Regions from separate parts of the Homo sapiens genome. Here region 1 is linked to region 2. The links are chromatin contacts, found by POLR2A ChIA-PET in ENCODE. All regions are on one chromosome and are shown on one strand. Each heading gives the region's core, a stretch centred on a gene start or an enhancer-like site at or near the end of the contact. The rest is flanking DNA. Distances are from core to core; before and after follow the strand shown.

What was found. ChIA-PET counts read pairs that join two places held with the same protein, here RNA polymerase II (POLR2A).
Region 1: POLR2A ChIA-PET joins it to region 2 with 10 read pairs in OCI-LY7. The contact joins two enhancer-like sites. POLR2A ChIA-PET finds 5 or more read pairs at or near these places in 4 of 52 experiments (H1, OCI-LY7, activated CD4-positive, alpha-beta T cell and 1 more).

What each region holds. Positions count from the first base shown.
Region 1 is chr1:9,556,418-9,563,257 of GRCh38, reverse strand. All of the region lies in intron 2 of SLC25A33 (solute carrier family 25 member 33), which reads right to left. Among named protein-coding and RNA genes, the nearest start is that of SLC25A33, 20 kb to the right of the region's middle. Within about 2 kb of position 3,542, at least 4 of the 41 ENCODE cell types and tissues checked have a DNase peak (open chromatin) inside an H3K27ac peak, as active enhancers do; they include OCI-LY7, where a contact is called at or near this core.
Region 2 is chr1:9,786,592-9,793,147 of GRCh38, reverse strand. The region is part of intron 1 of CLSTN1 (calsyntenin 1); the gene reads left to right. Among named protein-coding and RNA genes, the nearest start is that of CLSTN1, 34 kb to the left of the region's middle. RefSeq lists a silencer at 423-717 and enhancers at 3,902-4,690, 6,324-6,556. Within about 2 kb of position 5,292, at least 7 of the 41 ENCODE cell types and tissues checked have a DNase peak (open chromatin) inside an H3K27ac peak, as active enhancers do; they include OCI-LY7, where a contact is called at or near this core.

The sequences.
Region 1 (6,840 bases), core at 2,293-4,792, 230 kb after region 2:
ATGGCATGATCTTTTGTTGAAATACTAAAGAATCGGCCGGGCGCGGTGGCTCATGCCTGTAATCCCAACACTCTGGGAGGCCGAGGCGGGCGGATCACGAGGTCAGGAGATCGAGACCGTCCTGGCTAACACAGTGAAACCCCATCTCTACTAAAAATACAAACAAAAAAAACTAGCCAGGCGTGGTAGTGGGCGCCTGTAGTCCCAGCTACTCGGGAGGCTGAAGCAGGAGAATGGCGTGAACCCAGGAGGTGGAGCTTGCAGTGAGCCGAGATTGCGCCACTGCACTCCAGCCTGGGTGACAGAGCGAGATTCTGCCTCAAAAAAAAAAAAAAAAAGCTATTATTTTAAAAAGTAGTAAGTCAGACCTTAGTTCAATTTATATAATTTTTTTTTTTTTTTTGAAACGGAGTTTTTGCTCTTGTTGCCCAGGCTGGAGTGCAATGGCGCGATCTTGGCTCACCACAACCTCTGCCTCCCAGGTTCAAGTGATTCTCCTGCCTCAGTCTCCAAGTAGCTGGGATTACAGGCACCCGCCACTACGCCCAGCTAATTTTGTATTTTTAGTAGAGACAGGGTTTCTCCATGTTGGTCAGGTTGGTTTCGAACTCCCTACCTCAAGTGATCTGCCCACCTCGGCCTCCCAAAGTGTTGAGATTACAGGCATGAGCCACTGTGCCTGGCCCATTTATATAATTCAATTACATAAAAATATTATGCAGAGACAGTAGTCTTATTTTCTAATCAAATCATTTTCCTTACTGACAGGTGTTAAGCCCAGGCCCTTTTAAGTGATCCCATACAACCTCTGCCTCCTGGGTTCAAGCAATTCTGCTGCCTCAGCCTCCTGAGTAGATGAGATTATAGACAACAGCCACCACGTCCTGCTAATTTTTTTTTTTTTTTTTTTGAGATGGAGTCTTGCTCTGTCAGCCAGGCTGGAGTGCAGTGGCTGCATCTCGGCTCACTGCAGCCTCCGCCTCCCAGGCTCAAGTGATTCTCCTTCCTCAGCCTCCTGGATAGCTGGGATTACAGGTGTACACCACCATACCTGGCTAATTTTTGTATTTTTAGTAGAGATGGGGTTTCACCATGTTGGCCAGGCTGGTCTTGAACTCCTGACTTCAGGTGATCCGCCCACCTCAGCCTCCCAAAGTGCTGGGATTGCAGGCGTGAAACACGAATATTGCCCCTTTTTTTTTTTTTTTGAGACGGAGTCTTGCTCTGTCGCCAGGCGAGTGCAGTGGCATGATCTCGGCTCACTGCAACCTCCACCTCCCGGGTTCAAACAGTATTGCTCTTTTAAGGGTTCAAGCAGTATTGCTCTTTTAAACGATCGAGCTGTCTGAACTAAAACCTCTCTCAAGTAACACCCTGAAGTGGCCTATACTTTATAATATAGCACATAATCAAGATTTTCAAACGCTAAGTGTATCAAGAAATTGTGTAAAGTTTAGATCCTCTCTGTGGTCCCCATTAATGTACCCTGTTCAGCTTCAGGAGTCATTTAAACACAATTAAGGGAATCTCTGGCTCCAGGAAGCTTGAAGCCGCTCATCCATAATGCAGTAGGGAACTCGTGTCCTCAAGTGACTCAGGCCTGTTAAGAACTTAAGAAAGGCGGTCTCCATAGTTACACATAATAACAGTTGGCAAAAAGCCAAATCTGTTACATAATCCAAACTTCTAACCTAGCTTGATGTTTACAAAACTTTTCTGGAACAATTAAGATCCTACTATAAATGGTACATTTCAGCTGCAAAATCAAGCCCAGAAGGATCCAGACTCATTTTCCCACAGTCACAAACTTTCATTTAGGAAAAAAATGGAAAAAAAAAATCAGGGTCTTGTTTGGAGCATTTTATTCTCTTCACTGTTTTATATCATAATATGCATAGCACAGACTAATCCAAGACAAATGTCTCATCTGAACACTGTGGTTCCTAAAAGATAAGATAGGAGATCACTAACACGTTACTTTTCAATGAAAAAGGCACTTGAAAAAACAAAAAGAGGGCTGCGCGCGGTGGCTCACGCCTGTAATCCCAGCACTTTGGGAGGCCGAAGCGGGCGGATCACAAGGCCAGGAGATGGAGTCCATCCTGGCTAATACCGCTGAAACCCCGTCTCTACTAAAAATACAAAAAAAATTAGCCGGGCGTGGTGACGGGTCCCAGCTACTCAGGAGGCTGAGGCAGGAGAATCGCTTGAATCCGGGAGACAGAGGTTGCAGTGAGCAGAGATGGTGCCACTGCACTCCAGCCTGGGCGACAGAGCAAGACTCTGCCTCAAAAAAAAAAAAAAAAAGAATGTGTCTCAGCAGTTTAAATAGTAAGAACTTTGCTGGAAAATATTAAGCCAGAAGATTTTTATTTTTTTTAAAAGCAAATACCTGAAATACATATACTATTTATTACTCTGGCACATTTAATAGCAGATACCTGAATCTGTTAACATATTGCCTTTTTGCTTTTTAAGTAACTATTAAAAAAAAAAAGATAGGTTCGAGATAGGTTCTTCAATAGAGAATTTTTTTCTTTAACAGAATACTTTTCTTTAACAGAATAGAGAATATTTTTTTCTCTGAATTTTGAAAATAAACTTTCTATAAACAAATTCTGTTCTCTGACAAGTCTTTTAAAGTAGTATTCCCCAAATGAGTAAGACTATTAATAAGCAGACAACTTTTTTTTTGAGATGGAGTCTTGCTCTGTTACCCAGACAGGAGTGCAGTGGCACGATCTCGGCTCACTGCAACCTCCGCCTCCGGGGTTCATGCCATTCTCCTGCCTCAACCTCCCGAGTAGCCGGGATTACAGGCGCCCACCGCCACACCTGGCTAATTTTTTGTATTTTTAGTAGAGATAGGGTTTCACCGTGTTAGCCAGGATAGTCTCTATCTCCTGACCTCGTGATCCGCCCGCCTCGGCCACAAGCAGACAACTTTTAAACGAATGACCATGTTATTTGCATGGGTTTTTTTTCTTTTCTCTTTTTTTTTTTTTTGAGATGGAGTCTCGCTCTGCTGCCCAGGCTGGAAGGCAGTGGCGTGATCTCGGCTCACTGCAACCTCCGCCTCCCAGGTTCAAGTGATTCTCTTGCCTCACCCTCCCGAGAAGCTGGGATTACAGGCACGTGCTGCCATGTCCGGCTGGTTTTTGTATTTTTAGTAGAGACGAGGTTTCGCCATGTTGGCCAGGTTGGTCTCTAACTCCTGACCTAAGGTGATCCACCTGCCTTGGCCTCCCAAAGTGCTGGGATTACAAGGGTGAGCCACTGCGCCCAGCCTTGTATGGTTTTTGAATAACAAAGTGTCTTCCAAAAATGTCAACAGGAAACTAACACGGGCTTTGTAGATAAGACAAAAGCCTGTACCCTTGTTCTTGTTTGATCACTTACTAGATAAAGACCCTCTCTGTAAACCATCGTCACCGCCGTTAGCTTAGGGATGGTTAATGAAGAAACAGAAAGCTGTACAATAATCCAGGTGAGAGAGGATGGTGGCTTCAACCCACATGGTAGCAGCCTGAAAAGGAGCCACCCTCTGTTAAGCCCCCCTAAAGCTTCCTAAGTTGGTATATTGTTTTTATGTAAGTCCTGAGTTACAGACTCTGCCTTTAGAACTTATTAACAGGAAAAGATACAAATTTCCCCCGAAGAGTATGCTTTCTTCACATGAGAATTATGTAATAGGATATTCCCCCCCACCTTTTTTTTTTGCCTCTATTAAGAGATAAAAGACTTTAAGGTTAAAAAAAAACAAAACCTTGTGTTTAAAAGCAGAGAGTAGCTATTATAATGACAGCAGCTTTTATTATTTACACGGAGGGAGGGTGTTAAGCCCTTTATATGCAATATCTTCCTGACATGCCAAAACTCATGCATTCAATTTGTATGGAATGCTTGCTATGTGACAGGCAACATTCTCGATGCTTGGGGACGATTTCAGTAATTAAAAGAAACCAAAGTCACTACCTCCAAAGAAGTCCCATTGGAGGGGGTGGTGAAGAGGGAGAAAAGAATAGAAATAAGTAAACTACACTGTATGTTGATGGACGTAAGTGCTACGGATAAAAATATAAAGCAGGAAGGCGGGCTGGAGTGTTGCGGAGAGTTTGCTTTTAAATAGCATGGTCACTATAGGGTCTTCCTGCAAGGTGATGACAGCGGACGTCAGCCGTGCAGACAATGTCTACTGCAAACACCCTGCGGTGGGAAATGTTCCTGGCCTTTTAAAGGAACAAAAAGGAGGCTGGAGAGGCAAAGGGGAAAATAGGAGATGAAAAGTCAGAAGTAATGGGAAGGGTGAGAATCGTGTAGAACCTAGTAGGCCACAGGGATAGCTGTAGCTCTTACCCAGAGGGAGACAGCAACTCTGAGCAGAGGATCTGAGCAGAGGGTTCTCTGGGTGCTCTGCTGAGATCAGACTGAGGGTAGAGGGCAGCAAGCTTTCAAGCCAGAGCAGTCAGGAAGTGAATGCACCAATATAGGTGAGATACGGTGGCTTCCATCAGGACAGTGGTGGAGGAAGTAGTGAGAAGGGGTAAGATTCTGTATTTATTTTGAAGGTAGACTTGATAGGATTTGCTGCAGGGCTGAGAAATAAGATCCAAGGATGACTATGAAGCTTGAGATCTGTGTAGCTGGAAAGATGGAGCTGCCTCTAACAGAGACAGGGAAGACTCTGGGAGCAGTAGGTTTTGTGGAGTTCTGTTTTGCTCATGTTACTCTTGGATGGCTAATAAACATCCAAGCTGTCAAACAGGCAGCCGGATGGAGCGTGTGAGGCTCAGAGCAGAAAGGCTGCCAGCTTACAGATGGTATTTACAGCCATGAAACTAAGTGCGCCCACAGGAGTGGCAGTAGCTAGAGAAGGCCAGGGTCTGGGCCCTGGACCCTCCAACAGCCAGAGGTTGTAAGGCTGCAGCACAGCAAAGGAAACAGAAGCAATAGCCACGGAGGCAGAAGGGTGCAGTCCTAGGAGTCTCTGAGCTGGGAACTGCTGCTGCCTTCGCGGAGAAGCAGCAGAGGCTCAGCCTTGTGTCTGGGGCTTGTTCATTTCTTACTTTACTTTAGCGGCTTCAAGTCTTTCTTAGAAGCAAGGTGGATATACATTGAACATGACTTTGGGCATGTCACTTAGCCCTTAACCTGCATGTCCTCTTCTCTAAAATAGAGGTAACGTCACGCCTGAGTACTCATCTGCTAAGGTTGTGCAAAATCAATGAAATACTACCACGTAAAAGGAGTTTTCTTCGTAAGTGTATACACCTACTATGTACCCACAATTTTTTAAAAGTAGTCCTTTACTTGAAAGTTATTAAATAGTTGTGTGAGAGAATCTTTCTTTTTTTTGACACAGGGTCTTATTCCATTGCCCAGGCTGGAGTACAGTGGCACAATCACAGCTCACTGCAGCCTTGATCTCCTGGGCTCAAGGACATCCTGTCTTACGTAAATTGTGCCTAAAAGTGCTAAATGTGTGGTTTTTGCAATAGAGCACCTGCATTTTATTACGTCTTTTTCTAACATTTCCCAAATACATTTTTACAATGATAAGTAGCTTTCCTGATAAATGTGTCTTGAACACACTCTTGCCCAAGAATCCGTTTGAGAGATCTGAATATCATGCTCAGTTATATTCAACTCCTAAGTTCAGCCTCCTGAGTAGCTGGGATTATAGGTGCACGCCAACATGCCCGGCTAATTTTTTGTATTTTTTGTAGAGATGGGATTTCGCCACATTGCCCAGGCTGGTCTCAAACTCCTGGGCTCAGCTCAAGCAATCCATTTGCATTGGCCCTTCAAAGTGCTAGGAATACAGGCATGAGCCACCGTGCCCAGCCCAGAATTTTAAAAATATATAATAAAGCTGAGGAAATAAAGCTTAAATAAAATAGCTCTTGGGTGAAAAGTGCCACTTTACAAACACCTTTCTGACAAAACATTATAACTAAAATTTTACTTACTAACGCCATTGTTTATATTTTGATGTCAATAAAATAAACTGATTTAAAAGTATTCATGCCGAGCACAGTGGCTCACGCCTGTAATCCCAGCACTTTGGGAGGCCAAGGCGGGCAGATCACCTGAGGTTGGGAGTTTGAGACCCGCCTGACCAACATGGAGAATCCCTGTCTCTAATAAAAATACAAAATTAGCCGGGCGTGGTAGCACATTCCTGTAATCCCAGCTACTTGGGAGGCTGAGGAAGGAGAATCGCTTGAACCTGGGAGGCGGAGGTTGTGCCGAGATCACGCCATTGCACTCCAGCCTGGGCAACAAGAGTGAAACTCTGTCTCAAAAAAACCCAAAATTAATTAATTAATTAAAGTATTCATATATAAGTGATGGCTCATTATTGTGTAGCTGTGGCTGTATTAACCAATGAAGCCGGTGGGACTGTAATGAAAATAGTTTGTCTTTTGTGTGGTGTGGAAGTTGTTCCTGTATTAAAACATGGAGTGGCCTTTTTCCTTTGATTTAAATTTTACTAAACAATTGCCCTAATTGAGGGGAGGGAACAGATACACACAGACACACAGACACACACACAGACACACACACACACACACAGACACAGACACACACACAATCTCTTATGGGGGGGGCTGGATTTACTGGAGATTAGAAAGCCATAAGAATCCAAAATGTTCTAAAATCAGAAACTTTTTGAGTGACAACATGATGCTGAAAGAAATGCCCATTGGAGCATTTTGTATTTCTGGACTGGGGATGCTGAACTGGTATGATGAAGCAAATATTCCAAAATCCGAAATCTGCATTGCTTCTGGTCCCAAGCATTTCAGATAAGGGACACTCAACCCACATATCCTGTAA
Region 2 (6,556 bases), core at 4,043-6,542:
CCAGCTGCTAGGGAGGCTGAGGCAGGAGAATCGCTTGAATCTGGAAGGTGGAGGTTGCAGTGAGCTGAGATCACACCACTGCACTCCAGCCTGGGCGGACAGATTGAGACTCTGTCTCAAAAGAAAAAAAAAGGGATCTGCGTTTTAATCGAGATTTCTCCAGTTTCCCACCTTTGCTTACTCTAGAGATAAATGTTGGAATGAGAGAGAGGCTGTCCACCTCTGTCTCTTCCCCTGCCCCCTTCTCACTCCGTTTCACAAAACTTAGCTCTGGAATAGGACTACTCAACATTCACACATGAACAGCTGCTCCTGAGGGTACGGAGCTTGAGAAACACTAGCAGAAACTTGACCCCACCCCTGCACCCATCCACCTTGGTCCAAGACCCCAAAGCTCCTTGGGGATTTTTACCTGCAAACGTGCTCTTGTTTCAGGGACCCATCTTCACGCATCCTCTCTGGGGTATTCTGGGATTCAGGCCAAGGGCATGCTGTGTTTCCAGGGATACCGTAGCCAAGGGCATGGTTCCCGACACCCGACACCCGTGGCTGGAGTCTGTGTCCCTGGTAATTAATACCCTACAGGATGGCTGTAAGATGACTCTCCCAAGGTTACAGCCCAATCATGAGGGAGACCCCTTATTTCCTAAGTGTTTTAAGAGTGGCCCTTCCTGCGCATCTCACCTGTCAGCTTTGGAACTTCTGGAAGGATTGTGCTAAAGCCTTTGCTGCTGGAAATCTCACTGCTGTAGGTGGACATGAGGCTCTCTGCTGGAGAGGCTGCCACATCACACCTGTGACATTCAAGAGAGACTGCCAGCCATGGCATATGAGAGTTGTTTAGGAAGCTCAGGATGGAAGTCAGTGTGGAATACCGGCATTGCTGTTACACTTGCTGCTTATGTTTTGGGTTGGTGCCTGGCCTGTTTTTTTTGTTGTTGTTGTTGTTGTTGTTTTTCCCCTTGAAGTGGAGTCTCGCTGTCGCCTAAGCTGGAGTGCAGTGGCACGACCGATCTCAGCTCACTGCAACCTCCACCTCGCAGGTTCAAATGATTCTCCTGCCCCAGCCTCCTGAGTAGCAAATGATTCTCCTGCCCCAGCCTCCCGAGTAGCTGGGATTACAGGCACCCGCCACCATGCCCAGCTAATTTTTGTATTTTTAGTAGAGACATGATTTCCCCATGTTGGCCAGACTGGTCTGGAACTCCTGACCTCAGGTGATCGACCCGCCTCAGCCTCCCAAAGTGTTGGGATTACAAGCATGAGCCACTGGGCCCGGCCAGAAATCTTAACATTAAACTAAAAAGGATTTGGGGCCGCATGTGGTGGCTCACACCTGTAATCCCAGCACTTTGGGAGGCCGAGGCAGGCGGATCACTTAAGGTCAGGAGTTCAAGACCAGCAGCTTGGCCAACATGCTGAAACTCCATCTCTACTAAAAATACAAAAATTAGTGGGCATGGTGGTGGGCACCTGTAATCCCAACTTCTCAGGAGGCTGAGGCAGGAGAATTGTTTGAACCCAGAAGGCGGAGGTTGCAGTGAGCTGAGGCTGTGCCACTGCGCTTCAGCCTGGGTGGCAGAGCGAGACTCCATCTCAAAAAAAAAGGATTTGGGCCGGGCATGGTGGCTCACTCCTGTAATCCCAGCTCTTTGGGAGGCCAAGGCAGGGGGATTGCTTGAGCCCAGAAGTTCGAGACCAGCCTGGGCAATACAGTGAGACCGCCTTCTCTACAAAAAAATTTTAAAACTAGCTGGACATGGTGGCTCCCCAGCTACTCGGGAGGCTGAGGCAGAAGGATTTCTGGAGTCCAGGAGTTGGAGGCTGCAGCCTGGGCAACAGAGCAAAAAGCCTGTGATCTGAAAAAGTTGTGAACTTTGCTTTAGGAAGTCCTGCCACTTTAACTACAAACCTTCAAATTCTTTGTCTTTCAGCTTTAGGGTTGCTATATTTAAGCCAGGTTTAACAGGAGAAACAATTCCATCTTTTTTTTTTTTTTTTTTTTTGAGATAGAGTCTCACTCTGTTGCCCAGGCTGGAGTGCAGTGGTGCGATCTCGGCTCACTGCAAGTTCTGCCTCCTCCCGCCTCCCGGGTTCACGCCATTCTCCTGCCTCGGCCTCCCGAGTAGCTGGGACTACAGGCGCCCACCACCACGCCTGGCTAATTTTTGTATTTTTAGTAGAGACGGGGTTTCACCTTGTTAGCCAGGATGATCTCGATCTCCTGACCTCATGATCCACTCACCTTGGCCTCCCAAAGTGCTGGGATTACAGGCGTGAGCCGCCGCGCCCGGCCCTGTTTTTTTTTTAATCCTAATTTTTAAAAGCACATTTGCGATCGTCACACCCTGATTTTTCAAAAATAGCCTTGTGATTGTCGCTGTCTCTTGCCTTTCATATAGCTGAATCCGCTAGATTAGCCTCAGTGGTCAGCAAAAGGGAGTCCACGGCGCCTGACCTGTGCTCCGAAATATGCGTAATATTTGATGCTGAGTATACAAAACTGGATATATTCATGCCAGTAGAATTTTCAGAATTTTCAAAAGAAAAGTGAATTGAAATATACTGACAAAATATTTTAATGGCGATCTCAACAAAACATTTAAAAAGTCCTCAACAAAAATCAAATCAAACAATGTGCAAGAAGAATGATACACCATGACCGTATAGGATCTAGTCCACATACATAAGACTGTTTCAACATTTGACAGTCAATAATTCACCAATCAATACGCTAAAAAAGAAAAGTCACAGCATACCAATTAATGCCGAAATAGCATTTCAGAAGATGCTATTCATTCATTCATGATGAAAACTCTCAAAGTTAGGAATAGAGGGGCTCTCTCTCAATTTGATAAATAACATCTACGAAAACCTACTTAATAAACATACTTAAAGGTGAAAAAAGAATTGGCGACATTGTGGAAACCCCTAAGCATTACTGTTCAAGGTTATCAGTGCTTTCATTTTTCTTTCATAGCGGAATTCGGAGTGAAACAACACAAACTTACCCTACAGAGCGAGAAAAGTCTTGAGTGAAATTATTTGATACACCAAACAAGCAGATAAATAGGAACCCTGATTAGGTATTTGATGATATTAAATAATTGTGAAATTTTAGGTAATACTGCCATTATGGTTAGTTTTTATTTATTTTACTTTATTTTTTTAGATAGGGTCTTGCTCTGTTGCCCAGGCTGGAGTGCAGTGGTGCAGTTATGACTCATTGCAGCCTCTACCAGCCAGGCTCAAGCGATTCTCCCACCTCAGCCTCCCAAGTAGCTGGGACTACAGGTGTGCATCACCACGCCTGGCTAATTTTTGTATTTTTTACTAGAGACGGGTTTCGCCATGTTGCCTTAGCTGATTTTGAACTCTTGGGCTCAAGCAATCCACTCTCCTTAGCCTCCCAAAGTGCTGGGATTACAGGCATAAGCCACCTCTCCCAGCTTATTTTATTTTTTACCTTTAAGCTCTATTGGACTTGATATGGTTAGTTTTAAAAAGAGTTGTTATCTTTTAGAGATGTATGATGCGGTATTGAGAGGGGAAGTTATATGATGTCTGGCATTTGCTTCAAAATAAGTGGTATCGGTGTTGGGAGTGGGAGTGAAGTCAAACAAGATTCATTCTGCGTGGATCATTATAGTGGTTAGTGAGGAGCACATGGGGCTTCTTACTCTCTGTTGTCTACTTTGGTATCTTATCAATTTTACACAATACGAGAAGGTAAAATTACTTGATATAAAGCATGTTTGGTTTCATCTGTTAGGATGGTCTATCAAAAAGCAGAAAATAACAAGTGCTGGGAAGGAGGTGGAGAAATCGGGGCCCTTGTGCACGGTTGGTGGGAATGGAAAATGGTGCAGTCACTATGGAGAACGGTATGGCGGCTCCTCAAAACACAAAGATACAATCACCCTAAAGATAGAATCACCGTATGATCCAGCAGTCCGCCTTCTGGGCATATTCACAAAAGATTAGAAAACAGGGCCTTGAGGTATTTGTACACCAGCATTAGCAGCATTGTTCACAATGGCCAAAAGGTGGAAGCAACCCAGCGTCTGTTAACCAGGGAATGGATAAGCAAAACATGGTATCCTTCTAACGGAACATCATCCAGCCTCGAAAAGGAATTCCAACGCATGCCACAGCAGGGGGGCACCTCGAGGACATTATGCTAATGAAGCCAGTTACAAAAGGATAAGTGTGGTGTGATCCCACTCATATGAGGTACTAGAATAGTCAAATTCCTTTTGTTTTTTTTTTTTTTTTTTTTTGAGACGGAGTCTCGCTCTGTCGCCCAGCTTGGAGTGCAGTGGCGTGATCTTGGCTCACTGCAAGCTCCGCCTCCCGGGTTCACGCCATTCTCCTGCCTCAGCCTCCTGAGGAGCTGGGACTGCAGGCACCCGCCACCACGCCTGGCAAATGTTTTGCATTTTTTAGTAGAGATGGGGTTTCAAAGTGTTAGCCAGGATGGTCTCGATCTCCTGACCTCATGATCCGCCTGCCTCGGCCTCCCAAAGTGCTGGGATTACAGGCGTGAGCCACTGCGCCCGGCCTCAAATTCCTTTTTTTTTTGGAAACAGTCTCACTCTGTCACCCAGGCTGGAGTACAGTGGCATGATCTCAGCTCACTGCAACCTCCGCCTCCTGGGTTCAAGCGATTGTCCTGCCTCAGTCTCCCAAGTGACTGGAATTAGCATGGACTACCATGCCCAGCTAATTTTTGTATTTTTAGTAGAGATGGGGTTTCACCATGTTGGCCAGGCTGGTTTCAAACTCCCAACCTCAGGTGATCCACCCATGTCGGCCTCCCAAAGTGCTAGGATTACAGGCATGAGCTACCGCATCTGGCCTAGAATGGTCAAATTCTTTATTTTTATTTTTTTGAGACAGGGTCTCACTCTGTCATGCAGGCTGGAGTGCAGTGGCACCATCTTGGCGTACTGCAGCCTCGACCTCCCAGGCTCAGGTGATCCTCCCACCTCACCCTCCCAAGTAGGCGGGACTACAAGTGTGGCACCACCATGCCTGGCTAATTTTTGTATTTTTTGTAGAGACGGGGTCTCGCCAGGTTGGCCGGGCTGATCTTGAACTCCTGAACTCAAGCGATCCACCTTCCTCAGCTTCCTAAAGTGCTGGGATTACAGGTTTGAGCCACCACGCCGGACCCTTAGTCAAATAGTCAAATTCACAGAGACAGAAAATAGAATGGTGGCTGCCAGGGGCTGGGGGAGGGGAAATAGGAAGTTAGTATTTAGTGGGTGCAGAGTTTCAGTTTTGCAAGATGAAAGAAGTTCTAGAGACGGGTAGTGGTGGTGACGGTTGGATGACAGTGTGAATGTACTTAATGCTATTGGCCTGTACACTTAAAAATGGTTAAGATGGTAAATTTTTATACTGTGTATTTTCCCACATTAAAAAAACTTGTTTGGAATTTGGAGGAAAAATTAGAAGGCTCACGCCTGTAATCCCAGCACTTTGGGAGGCCAAGGCAGGTGGATCACGAGGTCAGGAGATCGAGACCATCCTGGCTAACATGGTGAAACCCCGTCTCTCTAAAAACACAAAAAATTAGCCGGGCACGGTGGCAGGTGCCTGTAGTCCCAGCTACCCGGGAGGCTGAGGCAGGAGAATGGCGTGAACCCGGGAGGCGGAGCTTGCAGTGAGCCGAGATCACACCACTGCACTCCAGGCTGGGCGACAGAGTGAGACTCCGTCTCAAAAAAAAAAAAAAAAAAATTAGAAGGCTCACTTTAAGCTTTCAAAAGTTGCAATTGTAGGAAGTGAGGATTACTTTGCAGGTTCTGTTTCAAATTCATATTTTTATCAACCATAACACAAGCTCTGAGAGGGCAGGGGCTGTTTTACTCACCATTATTTTCTTGGTACCTAGAAGACTACCTGGGCCTCGAGAAAGACGGATGGATGGATGGAAGAAGGGGGAAACAGAAGCCCCTTCTTCTGGATTCTCCTGCCCTGTCATTCCTCCTTAGCTCTCAGTTCTAGTTGGGGACAGCCCCATCTCCGTGTGCGGGAGATACCTAGACTCTAAACTGCAGTCTCAGCCCAGCCCCTTCCCCTTCTCTTCTCACCCCTGCAGCCACCTCTTCACCCCCAACTTCGTTCTTGGGACTCTCCTGGCATCCTACCCTGAGGCTCATGTGCAGGGTCTGGTCCCCTTGCTTCCTTCTTAGTGTTCAGGGTGGGATGTGCACCAGGGAGAAGGACATAGGGGTTCCTCCTCCATCTGTTCCTGCTCATTCCCTGGTCTTTTCTCATGATGCCACCATGCATGCCTTGCGCTCCCCAACACGAGGAGCCCGATGTAGCTCTCAGGCCCTGTGAGCTGGGTAGTGGTGAGCCCATGCCCAGCCATAGACCGCCTGGTGGCGGACAGGCAGGTGTCCCAGCCTGTGAGCAAGAGAGTGGATCCAGATGTGCAGAGCTTGCAAACAGCTCTCACCTTTGTTTTTTTTTTTTTTTTTTTTTTTTTGAGACGGAGTCTCACTCTTGTCAGCCAGGCTGCAGTGGAGTGCAATAGCACAATCTC